Linked DNA regions of Mus musculus: region 2 is linked to region 1. The links are chromatin contacts, found by Hi-C or POLR2A ChIA-PET in ENCODE. All regions are on one chromosome and are shown on one strand. The core of a region is the stretch at or near the end of the contact, and the rest is flanking DNA. Distances in the headings are between cores, read along the strand shown. Region 1 holds the start of Atp2b1 (ATPase, Ca++ transporting, plasma membrane 1). Region 2 holds the start of Dusp6 (dual specificity phosphatase 6).

Region 1 (7,029 bases), core at 3,681-6,180:
ATTTCCCCCTTTGTGTTTTCCATAGACAGTTAACATAACCTGTATTCATAAAAGCCACTGTTAGTAGTCCACTTTTTTTGGCTAATGGTAGCCAAAATCATATCTCATCTAGAAAATCTAAGGTATTCTTTGCTGGAGAAGGCTTAGACTCTATCAGTGAAATGAAGTGGTGACCTGTAGTTAAATGTGCTGTGCTTTTTAAGAGAATCACAAATAGTGTCTTTCTCACAAGCAAGTCATTGTGTTCTATTTTTATCTGTCTGACTAAACAAATCAAATGTGCATTTTTGTAGTAACGTTTACTCTGGGATAAGATGTAAAGAATGAGTATTTCTGAATAAGGACATTGCTTGAGCATACACTATACACCAAATACTGTTTTCCAGATGAGGAGACAGTGGTAAACACCTGACACTGAGGAGAAAGATGAAAAGAAAAGTGGGACTTCAAAGTCAGCCTGGGCTACCTATAAATTGCAGGCTAGCCTCGGAACCAGAACCTTTCCAAAAACAAAGAAAACAACAGAAAAGCAAGAAATGAAAACTGCACTGAAACTTTATGTAACTCTTTCACCCAAGGTTTATAACCGTACGATGTATCACAGTTCATCATTAGTAATGTGAAAAGCAGTGAGTTCTAATTAAGGGGTGTGGGGGCTCTCAGAGACCATCAGCACATGCCTGAATAATAACAGCAAGGGAAATGATTGTAGTAAAATTAATTCTCAGGTACGATCTGAGAATTTTTACTGTATATGTCTTTTCTATTAAATTATGTGTGTCTTTTATGGTGCAAGAGAAATCAAAATGTCCCATGGGAAACCTTCCTCATCATTTAGGTATGGTCTGTTTGTTGGGCTTTAGAATGGGGGGGTCAATACTATATGCCTAAATTATACAGTATTTGGAGTGGAAAAAATGCCTTTTCCATAGAAGGTACAATGTATGTAGGCGGTCAGCAACTCCTGACAAATAGCACCCATTGTGTTTTTCAGATATAAAAATGTAATGTTATGTGATTCGAAGACTCTGTTTCAGGCTTATTTGTAATTTGCTCCATTTAACCCAGCAAATGGAATTGATTTGTTACTAATAGGTAACTTTTTTGTGTGGGTTTTCAGCTAAGTAATATTTAACTTATCTGTCTGTCTGTCTGTCTGTCTGTCTATCTATGCCCAGGCTAATGGAAATTTGAGTACATATATACTATGCTTTAGGAAGCATTTGATATCCCTCCACCTCCTCCCTCTCTCCACTCCTTAGCCCTCTTGTCTTATAATCAGGACTGACATATTCACATAGAAAAGTCTATTTTGGGTATGCATCTTGTTTTAAAAACATAGTACTCTTGGCATATTCATCTTGCTCCAATGCTTAACACATATGATGCTTTTAAAAATAATCTATTTTTATTTTATGTGCATTGGTATTTTGCCTGCTTATATGTCTGTATGAGGAGTTATAGTTAGTTGTGAGCTGCCAGGTGGGTGCTGGGAATTGAACCCCAGTCCACTGAGCTATCTCCCCAGCCACCCCCCCCACACACACACCCTGTTCTTTTAAAGGCAGGGTCTTCATATGTATTACAGACTGACCTGGAATTCTCTATCCTCCTGGTCTTTGCCTCCTGAGTGCTGGGATTATGGAAGTATGAAATCATGCTACACTGGGACCCTGAAGAGAATAAAGAGCCTAATGTTTCTCTTCACATTTAGTTACATTGAGGACTTTCTGCATGAGTTACACAGCTTGAACTAATCAATTGACCAGAGAGATGTCAATACAATTATACCATTATAAGGAAGGAAAGGACTGCACCTATGAAAATTGCCAAATATGTTATTGCCTCTTCAATATAACATCAAAAACAGTCACTTCTGTATCTGAAAACACATTTACAAAACTACCCTATTATTTAATAGAAAATTGTCTTGTGTTGCTTTTAATGTATACTACTATATCTCCAGATCAATTAATCCATGGGATAAATTAAGTCCAAGATGAAGATGATGCGCTCATATAATACACAGGGGCATTTCTGAGTTCAGGCAGCTCCATATTTTCTAAGGAAAAGTGCTGAAGGGTGAGCACTAGCCCAGGACCCCATGGACTTGCTGGACACCATGAGGCTTCAGTCTCATCTCTTGCACCAGAGGAAAATAAGAAACCCTAATTAAGCAACTCAGCAGTTTTACACCGAAAAGTATGTCATTTGGGGAGGTTTTAGGATGAAGCCCTGCAGGAGGGGGGAATTGAACTTCCTAAAGCTCAGCTGCTTCTATACTGGTTTCAGCTTTAATTTTGTATCTGAAGCATAAAAACACACAAATCAAATATACAGTACAATTACCCTGGCTATCTGAGAGCGAGTTTATCATATATGCAACTCACATGAAGTGCACACAACTATGTTCTGGGACATGCATGTTTTCACTTGTGGGTACATCTTTGGATACCAATAAAAATTTCACTGCAATCATGCTCTATAGTAAGGAGTTTCGGTGATTTTTCGTGAGCATATACTCTACAACATGCATCTTATGAGTTAGAATTACAGCAAACCCACAAAGTGAACAGATTCTAGTTTAGTCTATTATGGGTTTTGCTGGTGCAGCATGCAATGATTCACTTAATACTTTAATGTCAAATTCTTGATTAAAATAGAATGCATAATTCAATTTTCTATGGGGACTTCCTTGGAGAAAAGCGGGGAAGTAGCCAAGAGTTCATAAATGTGTCTGCGTTATTCTAAAAGATACTTCGGGGTGAGAAAATACTGGAAATTACCTAAATGAAATTTAATTAATTTGTTTTTCTAATTGTAGATTTGAAATAGTAGCAGGAAGGGCTATTTATTGTATCACATCAACCAATTCTCTGTGATAAACAGAGAGAGAGAAATACCCAGTGCCAGTTTTACATGTCAAGGGCACAGCTCAGAGGTTGGTAATGTCTACCCTGGTGGAAGATATAAATGGAAAAATTATTTTCAGCAGTTTTATCATGGAAAATTTGCTTTTAAACTCAAGTATTTTCTTTTCAAGCCTTTATATTATTTTAAAACAAATGCTACCCGACAGGGAACATACATAATGCAGTACTTGTCTTACCGGTGTGCTTTGGAGAAGACTATGAAACTACCAATTCTTCCAATTCAGGGTTGAAAAAAGCAAAACAAAACACTTACAGATCACTTTTTTTGATGTTTTTTTCTCAAGCTAAGTGATGCTGAAAATAACACGGATAAGGTCTAAATTGTTCGGGGGAAGGGGGAACCTTTAGTTCAAGCAGAGATTACAGAAAGATGGGACAGGATACACATCTTTAAATGTGTGGATACAGTCAAGAATATCCTTTTTTAAAGTAGAAGTAATCATGAGCGGTTTTCTTTTGAACTGGTTGGACCAGAGTCGGCTACCTTTTACCGTCTAAATACTGCACGGTACTCTGCATGATTTTTTTTTTTTTTCTTGTTCCTTTCTCCTCGGGAAAGATGAGGGCAGGATTTAAGTATTATGAATTAAAGACCCACTAGCTCGCCACAGGTAGGAAAAAAAAAAAAAAAAAAAAAAAAAAAAGCAGCAGCCGCAGCAGCAAACCCAAAAGAGAAACACGAGGACTTCAAGCGGACCTTGCGAGGCCTGCTTGCACCGGCTAGAGGACACGGTTTGGGCGCTGCAGCGGGGATCCCCGGTGTCGGTGGCCGGGCCAGCGCGCCTACAGGGCGAGTGGGCTCTCTTCCCAAAAGGGAAGGCACTTTGGCTGTCGGGCGAGTGCGTCACCGTCCGGGACAGGAGACAGGTCCGCTAGGGAGTGGGCGCCGAGCCGCTCTCCCGTCCCGTGACCCGGCATCGCCTCCACCCGGGGGCGACTCGAGCGGGACCCCAAGTGAAGGGCGTCCCACTGCGGCGGCACTCGTCGCTCTCCGGCTTCCTCACGTTGCAGGAGCCGCCGGGCCGCGCGCCCAGGCACCGGCGGTGACGGACGGAGTCACCGCCCCCTCCTCCCCCGCCGCCCCCTCCCGCGGCCCTCCCCGGCCCCGACACGTCATGGAAACACAGACGTCAGAGCCCCGACGGCCAATCGGAAGCCGCCGCAGGAGGGGAAGGGAGGGGGCGACAGCGCAGGAGGGGGCGGGGGCAGCCGGGAGCCCGGCGCGCAGGGAAGGAAGAGAGGGAGGGGCGCGCGGAGGCGCGAGTCGCCCGCCCCGCACTACAGGCCACCCTTTCCACACCGCGCGCTGCAAGTTCTGATCCCCGCCGCCTCACCCCACCCCGGGCGCGCGCTCGCCAGGCGGGGCCGCGCTCGCCGGATCCTCCCCTTAAACGCCCTCTCCGGGAAGCGCCAGTCCCGGTCCGAGCGGCGCTACCTCCGCTCGTGCGCGCGCGCGCGCCCGCCCGCCCGCCCTCAGGCTCCCCGCGGGCCGCGTCACGTGACCGCGCCCAGCCAAGGCGGCAGCGGCGGCCGCGCGAGCATCCGCAGCGGTGGCAGAGGCAGCGGGAGCAGCTGCGCTGCCAGCGTGGAGCGGGAGGCGTGGAGGTGTGGAGAAGAAGGGAGCGTCGGACCGGAACGGGTGAGCGCCCTCCTCCCCCCTTGCCTGCTCGGGCGGTCTCGCGGGTCACCCGGTGCACACCGGGCCCCTGCCCCGGAGCTGGCCGTTGCCCCTTGAGCTCCGCGTCTGCGGACCGGTGTCCCCGGACCCCGCCCCGGGTTGCACCCCGCCCGTTGCTGCTGCTGTTGCTGCTGCTGCGGACGCCGGCGCGGGGCCGGTTGAGCTGCTGTGCCGAGCGCGGCGCGCCCTGAGCGCGGCTTTGCGGAGCGGAGGAGGCGGGTCCTGCGGGGACGCGAGCGGCCACTCGGCGGCCGCCGGGCTCTGGGCGGGGGCCGGCCGGGCGCCGCCTCCTCCTCCTCCGCCGCCGCCTCCTCGCGGTGCAGCGTGAGTAGGGAGCCCCGGCTGGTGGACGCCGAGTCTCTGGGCTCCGCCGCCGCCGCCTCCTTCCCGAGGTGCAGCCGCACCTCCGCGTGGCGCCCCGAACCCAGCGAGCCGGCTGCGGGCACGTCCCGCGACCCCTCGCCGCCATCCCCCGGACCCACCCGCCTAGCTTTCCTTGATTCTTCCCCTCGGAAAAAATGGTTCCCGCTGCGGGCGAGGTGAGTGGCGGCCGGTGGCTGCCCGCGGCGGGGGCGGCCACCTGCGGGGGAGGCCGGGTGGGGCGCGCAGGGCGCGGCGGGGGTCCTGACAGCTGGGCGCGGGGTGGAGCGCGGCGGGTCCCCGCGAAGTTGGCGGCGCCGCCGGGGTTCGCTCCTGCTAGGAGACCGTAAAGGTGAGGAGGCTTCCTCTCCGCGCGCCTCGGCGCCGGGTCCAGCTCGGAGTCGCCGTCCCGGTGGCTTCTCGTCTACACCCGAGGGCTCTCGGACTTCGCGGGGCTGCCCCTGCTGCCGCCACAGCCCATCTGAACACCGGTCGCCCCTACCCCGGCATGTGGTGACCTTGAGGGCAGCGGTGCCCCGGCACTCCCTCTTCCTGCGACCCGGGAGGGTCACCCATTTAATCCCTGGCTTGGGCCCCCGGGAGGTACTGCCCGTGCAAGGTGAAGGTTTGTCGTCGGCCCCCCGGAGAGGATGGTGTGATAGATGCCTGTCAGACAGGACGGTGACTCCCGGGGAGTTGAAGAGCCGCCTGGACGCTCTCTTCAGGTCTTGAGTCTGGCCCCCCAGGATGTTCACGGGTGCTTCCGATTCATGTTTATGTACTTAGTTTAAAAGGGGGAAAATCTGCTCTGTCCTCGGAAAGGGTCAGTAAGAAAGGAGGGTGGCATTCCTATTGCGGGGGTGGGGGGGGCGGAGGTGGCGGGGGCTTCTTCTCTATTTCATCTTGCAGGAGAATTTTGTGTCTTAGCTAGTTAGCGACCCCTGGGTCTGCGCCTCGGTCTTTGCCCAGGTTGGTCTCTGCACATTTCAGTCACCAGTTTACTGCGGGACTCTAGCATTGGGAATGCTTTTGCTGTTGCGGTGATCGGACCCGCAAGGGGAAGCTGGGGCTGGTCTGCGTGGGTAAAAGGGTCTGCAGGACCTTGGTAAGGACGCGAACCTCCTCGGTAGGCTGTTTTTTTTACCCTTCCTAGGGGTTAGAGCGCTGCAGACAGCCACCTTTGGCTGCTATGCATGCTACTTTTCTGGGTTTATTAATAATCTAATGACTCCTGTCGGTATCGATTGCTGTTCCTGATAAATTAGTTATATGGATTTTTTTTTTCATACGAGTGGAGGTATATGCATGTCTGGACTGTCTGCCTTTCAACATGGAAGGCTTTGTTGTGCTTCACCTCCCCCACCTGAGGACAGTCTTACTTTAAAATAAGGTTCTTGATCCTCAGCGTAGGTGTATTTTATAATAATAAGTACTTGTAAGGACCTGGTTTGTACAAAGCGCGCATAGGGCATCCCTTTGGATAGTGGCCCATTTGAGTGAATGGAGAGCCTTCACTTGCCCTGCCACCAGCTTTCCCTAGGGAGACTCCCTGTCCTTGTGTGTGGCAGAGCCGGATTGGGGGAATTAAAAGAGGGATTGGAAGGGGGAGAATCTGCTTTTTGTACTTGTATGTTTCATTTAGCACCCATCCCTTTTTTTCCCCTTCCTGGTCAGTTCAAATTTGAAGTAAATAGAAATTTTTTTTTTTTTTTCTTGTTGAGAGCTTTTGAAAGCTGGTGTAGGAAATTGGGCCTTTTAAGCCATGTTTTCAGGGAGATGTTTTACTTTCTACCGTGCTTTGGATAAAACAGTTAAATGGCTGTCATAAAGGGTGGATCTCTGTCCCGATTTTGGCTTGGGTGTAACTGCAAAGATCTTCGAAAAGTAACTGTTATTTCCTACCATATACTCTGCAAAAGTGAGTCACATTCGGGTGAGCTGAGGACAGAGCGCCACCTTTGATCTAAAATTTTGTTATCCCCCCTCCCACCCCCGATCAAATGATGAAAATTAAGAGTACGCCTTCATAATGCTGTCGTCCTCAGCCGTGTGCCCCCT
Region 2 (7,053 bases), core at 1,874-4,373, 350 kb after region 1:
TCTCTGCTTTAGTTTAGCCTCGGGTCAATTCCTTCATCTTCCTTACCTAACTTGTGTTAGGTTTTCTAAAGACTGCACAAAATTACTCAGGGAGACACAGAAACAAGGCCGTGTCCACCCTACAGCACCGTTCCATAAACTCTTTCATCTGTCTCGGTGTAATGAGCCGAAAACATTTTTTTAAAATGTGCATTGGTAGTTTGCCTTCATGTATGTTTGTATGAGGGTATGGGATTCTGGAGTTACAGTTGTGAGCTGCCATATGGGGGCTGAGATTTGAACCCGGGTCCTCTGGAAGAACAATCAGTGCCCTTAGCCGCTGAAACATCTCTCCAGCCCCTGTAAACCAACTTTTTAAAAGGCAACCTCAAGAAGTTAAGACATCCCAGTCCACCAAGGTAACCTGGGTAAGGTGTCATTTGAGCTGGAGTAGGACATCTCTCTCCTGCTTTGCCCCATTATTAAACTAGAGTGAATTAAACTGTTCTGAGCAGACCTTTGAGGGGTTAGCTGCAAGTGAGGAACCTGGCAGGCTATCAAGCAGACTTAAAAGGGAGTGTTTGGGGCAGGAAATTAAAAAACAAAACAAAACAACAACAAAAAACCAACCAAACAAAAAAAGCAAACAAACAAACAAAAAAATCCGACCTTGGCCAAAAAACCTCCCAAAGTGCTCAAGCCATTTTGCAGGTTAGCTCAAAAACATATAAGCATATCAGCTAACGGGCATGACATTCCCACACATGGTGCCCACTTAATATTACAAAGACCCTGTAAAATACAAGAAAGATGACAAGGAGAAAAAACTGTAACTGGATATAGTTAGATCGAAAGGTCAAATTTCCTGAAGGAAGTGGGAAAAAATTCAGACTCAGAAACATAGGTACAAATGCTTAGAGCTCTCCACCAGTGTGCAAAGATATTATTATCAACCTCCCAACTGTCTGGTGCTTCACTTCAAATTTTGGTAAAGAAAAACCCAACCTGCTTCCCTCTTCTGTTTGGAGGTTGAGGCTTGTCCTTCACGTTTCCGCGGAGCACCCCACTTCCCTCCTCCTAACCATTGGTCCCACAGACTGAAATGTCTCAGGGTGGGAAAACCTGTAACAGATGGGGAAGGATCTGGGGGCGTCAGCTGCAGCACAGGCCTACCCCAGCGGGAGTTGGAAGCTAGCCAATGAAATATGGGCGTTTTGTTCCCAGTGCTGCCCAAAAAAGGCGCGGAGAGAGGTTGGAGGCAACCCCCATTTTCATCAAAACGCTCCTTCTGGGGCGCCTGCCTGCGGGAGGGCTCCAAAATTGGCTACTTGGACCTCCAAGTCGCCCTGTTTTAGCCCACATTTCCCAAACCCCGGAAGAGGCGGGTGATTAAAAATGCAAATTGCTTTGCGGGCGACAGTAGGTAGGACCCGGCTGCGAGGCGCTGGGCTGGGGAGATCCCGTGACCTTAGACGCCCTCCGCGCCCCGGATTCGGGAAGGGCCGCAGCCGGCGCTTCCGCCTCCCGGTCGCGGCCGGACAAAGCCCAGCTCCTTTCCCTGGGACCCGAGGGGCTGACCGGATCGGGACGCGCGCCTTCCGCAGGGCCCGCCGTCGCCGCACACAGGTGGTTTTCCGTCCGGGAGGGGCGGCCTCTGCACTTTTATATAACAATAGAACCGAGCGCGCCGGGGATGCGCTCTTGTCGCCGTCGCGGCCCCCGCCGGCCACGCCTCCATCCGGCTCCGGTGCCGCCTCCGTCCTGAGTTGCCTGCGGGTGGTGCCCATGAGACTTCCCAACCCTAACTCTGGAACCATGGGGTCCAGACAGGGACACCTCTGGCTCCTTTTCCGCTCCAGGTCTCTCACTAGGCGACGGTTCCGCGACGGCCTTACAAGCGATCACGGGGTCGTCGCGTGTCCTGCCCCCCCCCCCCCATCCCCCAGAGCAGCAATGCTGCGGCCAAAGCGCAGCGCGCAAGCGCGTTTGGAGCTGCTAGCGTGCTCCTTGCGGGGCCCGGGGACCGCTGCAGCCTAGAAAGGATAGGGGACCGGCCTCTGTCCACAACCGCCACTGTTTACGCTTGAGTTCCCGCAGGCTTGCAGGTCTCCGGGGTGCAGGAAACGTTGGTGAGGCCTGTCGTCCCAGGCACCTAACCTAGGCTGCCTTGCCAGACCGGTTCCTCTTAGAAACCAAACTCTGCTCTTGGCTCCAGATCGTTAAAGGAGCTCGACTCCCCAGGCTCGATGGGTGACCGGTGATGGTGGTGGGGAGCAAGATCTCCGGAACAATGGCTCAGAATGCCCCCACTTCACCGGAGCAGAAGAAAAGTGCAGGGATAGCTGACAAGGTTTTGGGTGCTTACACCACCCGCCCCCCCCCCTCCGCTGCCGCCAAGAAAGTTGAGAAAGCCCGGGGTTGGGGCGCTTCTGGTTTTCTGGACAACCAAACGCTTGTTTGCTTAGTTGCTTTAAAATGTTTCAACAAAACACTAGTTTGTTTCTAGAGATGTTGGATTAGCATTTAACACTTCGTTGGGTCGCTAAAGCCCAGGCAGTCCACCAGTCCCAACACAGCCTCGCCTAAAAGGACATTAGAACAAACAGAACTAGACTTTTAAAAGAGCCAAACAAATGCCACACACGATCTAAAGGAGGACCGGGTTGGGGGTGGGGGAGCAGGGGCGGCGCTATGGCGGGCTTGGATCTAGCGTTAAAGAGAATTAAAAAGGGGGAAAACCCCTCAAGTTTTATTAAGGCTAACTTAAGATTGTAAGCGTCGCGAATAAGGGCTTTTGTGCTTGCTAATTGCACTACTGGTGCGCAAGAGTTAGACGCGAAGTGTGAACTCTAAACAGAAGGAAACACGAGACAACTTTAGTGCCCTGGTTTATGTGCCCTGCTCCTCCTCCACCGCCGCCTCCTCTTCTTTCTCCTTCCTCCCGCCGAGCCCGCAGTTGCAGCTTGTTTGCACTGGGGCTTATCCGGAGCGGAAATTCCTTTCCGTTTTTGTGAATGACAAACTCATTAACAATTCATCAACACAACCTGTTCCAGCCGGCCCGTCCCCACGGCAACAGCCCCTTCCGCAGCGCGCTCATTGGCTGACCGAGAGAATGTATCCATTGAGACGCTGGCTGTTTGTATCCATTGAGGAGCTGCCTCGCACAGGGGGTGTGCTCTCGCGGAGTCCTAGGGACTGTGAGCAAACCCAGTCTTGAATAATCCGGCGAGAAACACCGGGTTGGATCCGAGGTGCAGCCTCAGAGGGAAGGATTAAGAGCCGCTAGACTTTTTTTCTTTTCCCTTTTTCTCCTCTCAGTGGCACGGAGTCCGAATTAATTGGATTTCATTCACTGGGTAGGAACAAAACTGGGCACCTTCATTCAGAGAGAGAGATTCATTGACTCGGAGAGTGATCTGGTGCAGAGGGACCACCGACTTGACTTCTGTGTCGCTTTCCCTAACCGCTAGCCTCGGCTTGGGAAAGGCGAGGCGGAATCAAACCCCGCTCCGAGAGCGGGAGCTTCGCGCAGCGTGCTCGGCCTATGCCTGCCTCGAGGGGCGTCTGCTAGGCACCCCGCCTTCTCCTGCAGCTCGACCCCCATGATAGATACGCTCAGACCCGTGCCCTTCGCGTCGGAAATGGCGATCTGCAAGACGGTGTCGTGGCTCAACGAGCAGCTGGAGCTGGGCAACGAACGGCTTCTGCTGATGGACTGCCGACCACAGGAGCTGTACGAGTCGTCACACATCGAATCTGCCATTAATGTGGCCATCCCCGGCATCATGCTGCGGCGTCTGCAGAAGGGCAACCTGCCCGTGCGTGCGCTCTTCACGCGCTGCGAGGACCGGGACCGCTTTACCAGGCGCTGCGGCACCGACACCGTGGTGCTGTACGACGAGAATAGCAGCGACTGGAATGAGAACACTGGTGGAGAGTCGGTCCTCGGGCTGCTGCTCAAGAAACTCAAAGACGAGGGCTGCCGGGCGTTCTACCTGGAAGGTATGTTGTGCGCCCCGGGTGCAGGGCTCCGGGCTGGGACTGCAGGCTGGGGAAAATGTTAGCGAGGTAGCGATCGCCGCTTGCATTGCGCTTAGGGGAGCTAGCTGGGCCACCGTGGTAGCTTCTCCTTCAAGGGTTAATCAGGCACCTTTCTTTGGGTAGGTGTAGGATTAAGGTTCACAAGAGCTGGAAACGTAGTTCAGGGTGCAGCTTGGCACCTCGCAGCTCCTCGAAATATTAAGAAAAGTAATCTTGTGCATTTCCAGATTCAGGAGAATAAGTGTTCCCAGGGTAAGCAGCGGGTAGTGTTCCTAAAGGTGCGCATTGAAGCGTGCTTCTACCACTGCCGGGGGTTCCTAGGGTGCCTGTCCATAGTGTTCTTTGTGCTTCTCACTAGCTGTAAATTACTACAGCTTCTCCGGTTACAAGATTGCTTTTCTTGTTTCTGGCAGGTGGCTTCAGTAAGTTCCAGGCCGAGTTCGCCCTGCACTGCGAGACCAATCTAGACGGCTCGTGCAGCAGCAGTTCCCCGCCTTTGCCAGTGCTGGGGCTCGGGGGCCTGCGGATCAGCTCGGACTCTTCCTCGGACATTGAGTCTGACCTTGACCGAGACCCCAATAGTGCAACGGACTCTGATGGCAGCCCGCTGTCCAACAGCCAGCCTTCCTTCCCGGTGGAGATTTTGCCCTTCCTTTACCTGGGCTGTGCCAAGGACTCGACCAACTTGGACGTGTTGGAAGAGTTTGGCATCAAGTACATCTTGAATGTCACCCCCAATTTGCCCAATCTGTTTGAGAATGCGGGCGAGTTCAAATACAAGCAAATTCCTATCTCGGATCACTGGAGCCAAAACCTGTCCCAGTTTTTCCCTGAGGCCATTTCTTTCATAGGTGAGACTAATTTACAGTCATTCATAGAGTTGAAGATCTTAATCTGTTTTCCTGCAGGCTGTTTTGCTGGACTGCAGGTCTTCTACTGTCTTTAAGAGTGTTAATTCTTGTTTACCTTCTTGCTTAAAGGGAAAACAGGGCCCGTTGACGTAGCAGATCGGGGGACTATTTGAGCCATTTAATTCATACTTTTAAAAGGAGGCTGTTCCAATCAGCCATGTTTTCCTTATCTCTAGACGACAGGATGTGAGAGGAGAGTGAGTTAAAAGCACTCACTTGCAGACAAGAATTCTAGTATTGCATTATAATTAAAAAAATATATCTAGGAGTTATTTTAGGACACCCAAGTTAGTTGTTGGAAAGCAGTTTGAATACTAGCTGTTACCTAGCTGAGTGATACTGCAGGGTACTGGTTACTGTGAGCCTCTGGGTAACCTGATCCCCCGCAGGAAGGACTGTGGGCTGAGAGCCTAAGAGAAGCGAAGCTCCAGGCATTGTAGTGCATTTCCTATTACAAAGGAACTCATTTTCAGGCCATGTAGACATCCTGTTCCTTCTAATGGGCTGTCCCCTGTGACTTCCCTCTCTCTTTTAAAATGCCTGAATACCCCCATTGTTAGCTGCACAACAGTTGGGAGAATAATTTAATAGACCCTTGCAGTCTGCTTGGTCTGTATGAGAGGCATTCAGGACCGGATTGCAGGGTTTCTGGTATTCACAAGTTGAGGCAAGGAATGTACACACATTAAGGAGTTTTTTTGTTGTTAGAAACTTACTACAAAAGCTCCCTTTACAGGAAATAATCTGAAATATGTGATTGTGTTCAGTGTGCATGTTTATCTCCCGTTATACATTTTCTGGTGCCTTCGGGGGCTTAGTTGCCACATATAATTGTTGTTTACTATTCCTTCTGAATTCAGACTTCAGGCTAAGCATTTTGCAAAGGCTTGGTTCCTTTTTTTTTTTCCAGTCTAGTGAACTCTTGCCTTTTTTTGTGTGTGTTCCCGCAGATGAAGCCCGAGGCAAAAACTGTGGTGTCCTGGTGCATTGCTTGGCAGGTATCAGCCGCTCTGTCACCGTGACAGTGGCGTACCTCATGCAGAAGCTCAACCTGTCCATGAACGATGCTTACGACATTGTTAAGATGAAGAAGTCCAACATCTCCCCCAACTTCAACTTCATGGGCCAGCTGCTTGACTTCGAAAGGACCCTGGGACTGAGCAGCCCTTGTGACAACCGTGTCCCCACTCCGCAGCTGTACTTCACCACGCCCTCCAACCAGAACGTCTACCAGGTGGACTCCCTGCAGTCTACGTGAAAGGCACCCACCTCTCCTAGCCGGGAGTTGTCCCCATTCCTTCAGTTCCTCTTGAGCAGCATCGACCAGGCTGCTTTCTTTCTGTGTGTGGCCCCGGGTGTCAAAAGTGTCACCAGCTGTCTGTGTTAGACAAGGTTGCCAAGTGCAAAATTGGTTATTACGGAGGGAGAGATTTGCTCCATTCATTGTTTTTTTGGAAGGACAGGACATGCTGTCTCTAGATCCAGCAATAGGTTTGCTTCTGTACCCCAGCCTACCCAAGCAGGGACTGGACATCCATCCAGATAGAGGGTAGCATAGGAATAGGGACAGGAGCATCTGTTCTTTAAGGCCTTGTATGGCTGTTTCCTGTTGCATCTGGAACTAACTATATATATTGTCTTCAGTGAAGACTGATTCAACTTTGGGTATAGTGGAGCCAAAGAGATTTTTAGCTCTGTATTTGCGGTATCGGTTTAGAAGACAAAAAAAATTAAAACCTGATACTTTTATCTGATTATTGTAAATATTTGATCTTCAATCACTTGACAGTGTTTGTTTGGCTTGTATTTGTTTTTTATCTTTGGGCTTAAAAGAGATCCAAAGAGAGAAAGAGCAGTATGCCACTTCTTAGAACAAAAGTATAAGGAAAAAAATGTTCTTTTTAATCCAAAGGGTATATTTGCAGCATGCTTGACCTTGATGTACCAATTCTGACGGCATTTTCGTGGATATTATTATCACTAAGACTTTGTTATGATGAGGTCTTCAGTCTCTTTCATATATCTTCCTTGTAACTTTTTTTTTCCTCTTAATGTAGTTTTGACTCTGCCTTACCTTTGTAAATATTTGGCTTACAGTGTCTCAAGGGGTATTTTGGAA

The links. Hi-C counts contacts between places; a loop is a spot of excess contacts on that map. ChIA-PET counts read pairs that join two places held with the same protein, here RNA polymerase II (POLR2A).
Region 2: a loop to region 1 is called in a map of v-Abl transformed pro-B cells, with 4 times the contacts of the local background. The contact joins the promoter of Dusp6 here to the promoter of Atp2b1 in region 1. A Hi-C loop is called at or near these places in 1 of 37 maps with a recorded cell type or tissue (v-Abl transformed pro-B cells). POLR2A ChIA-PET finds 5 or more read pairs at or near these places in 1 of 5 experiments (embryonic stem cell).

The regions. Positions count from the first base shown.
Region 1 is chr10:98,910,222-98,917,250 of GRCm38, forward strand. Atp2b1 (ATPase, Ca++ transporting, plasma membrane 1) reads left to right here and starts at 4,931. Exons shown (of 21, transcript NM_026482.2): 1 at 4,931-5,150.
Region 2 is chr10:99,260,108-99,267,160 of GRCm38, forward strand. Dusp6 (dual specificity phosphatase 6) reads left to right here and starts at 3,124. Exons shown (of 3, transcript NM_026268.3): 1 at 3,124-3,984; 2 at 4,437-4,874; 3 at 5,885-7,053. The coding sequence starts at 3,585. The coding sequence ends at 6,192. It overlaps Gm34921 (a long non-coding RNA gene), which reads right to left. Exons shown (of 2, transcript XR_380738.4): 2 at 6,757-7,053.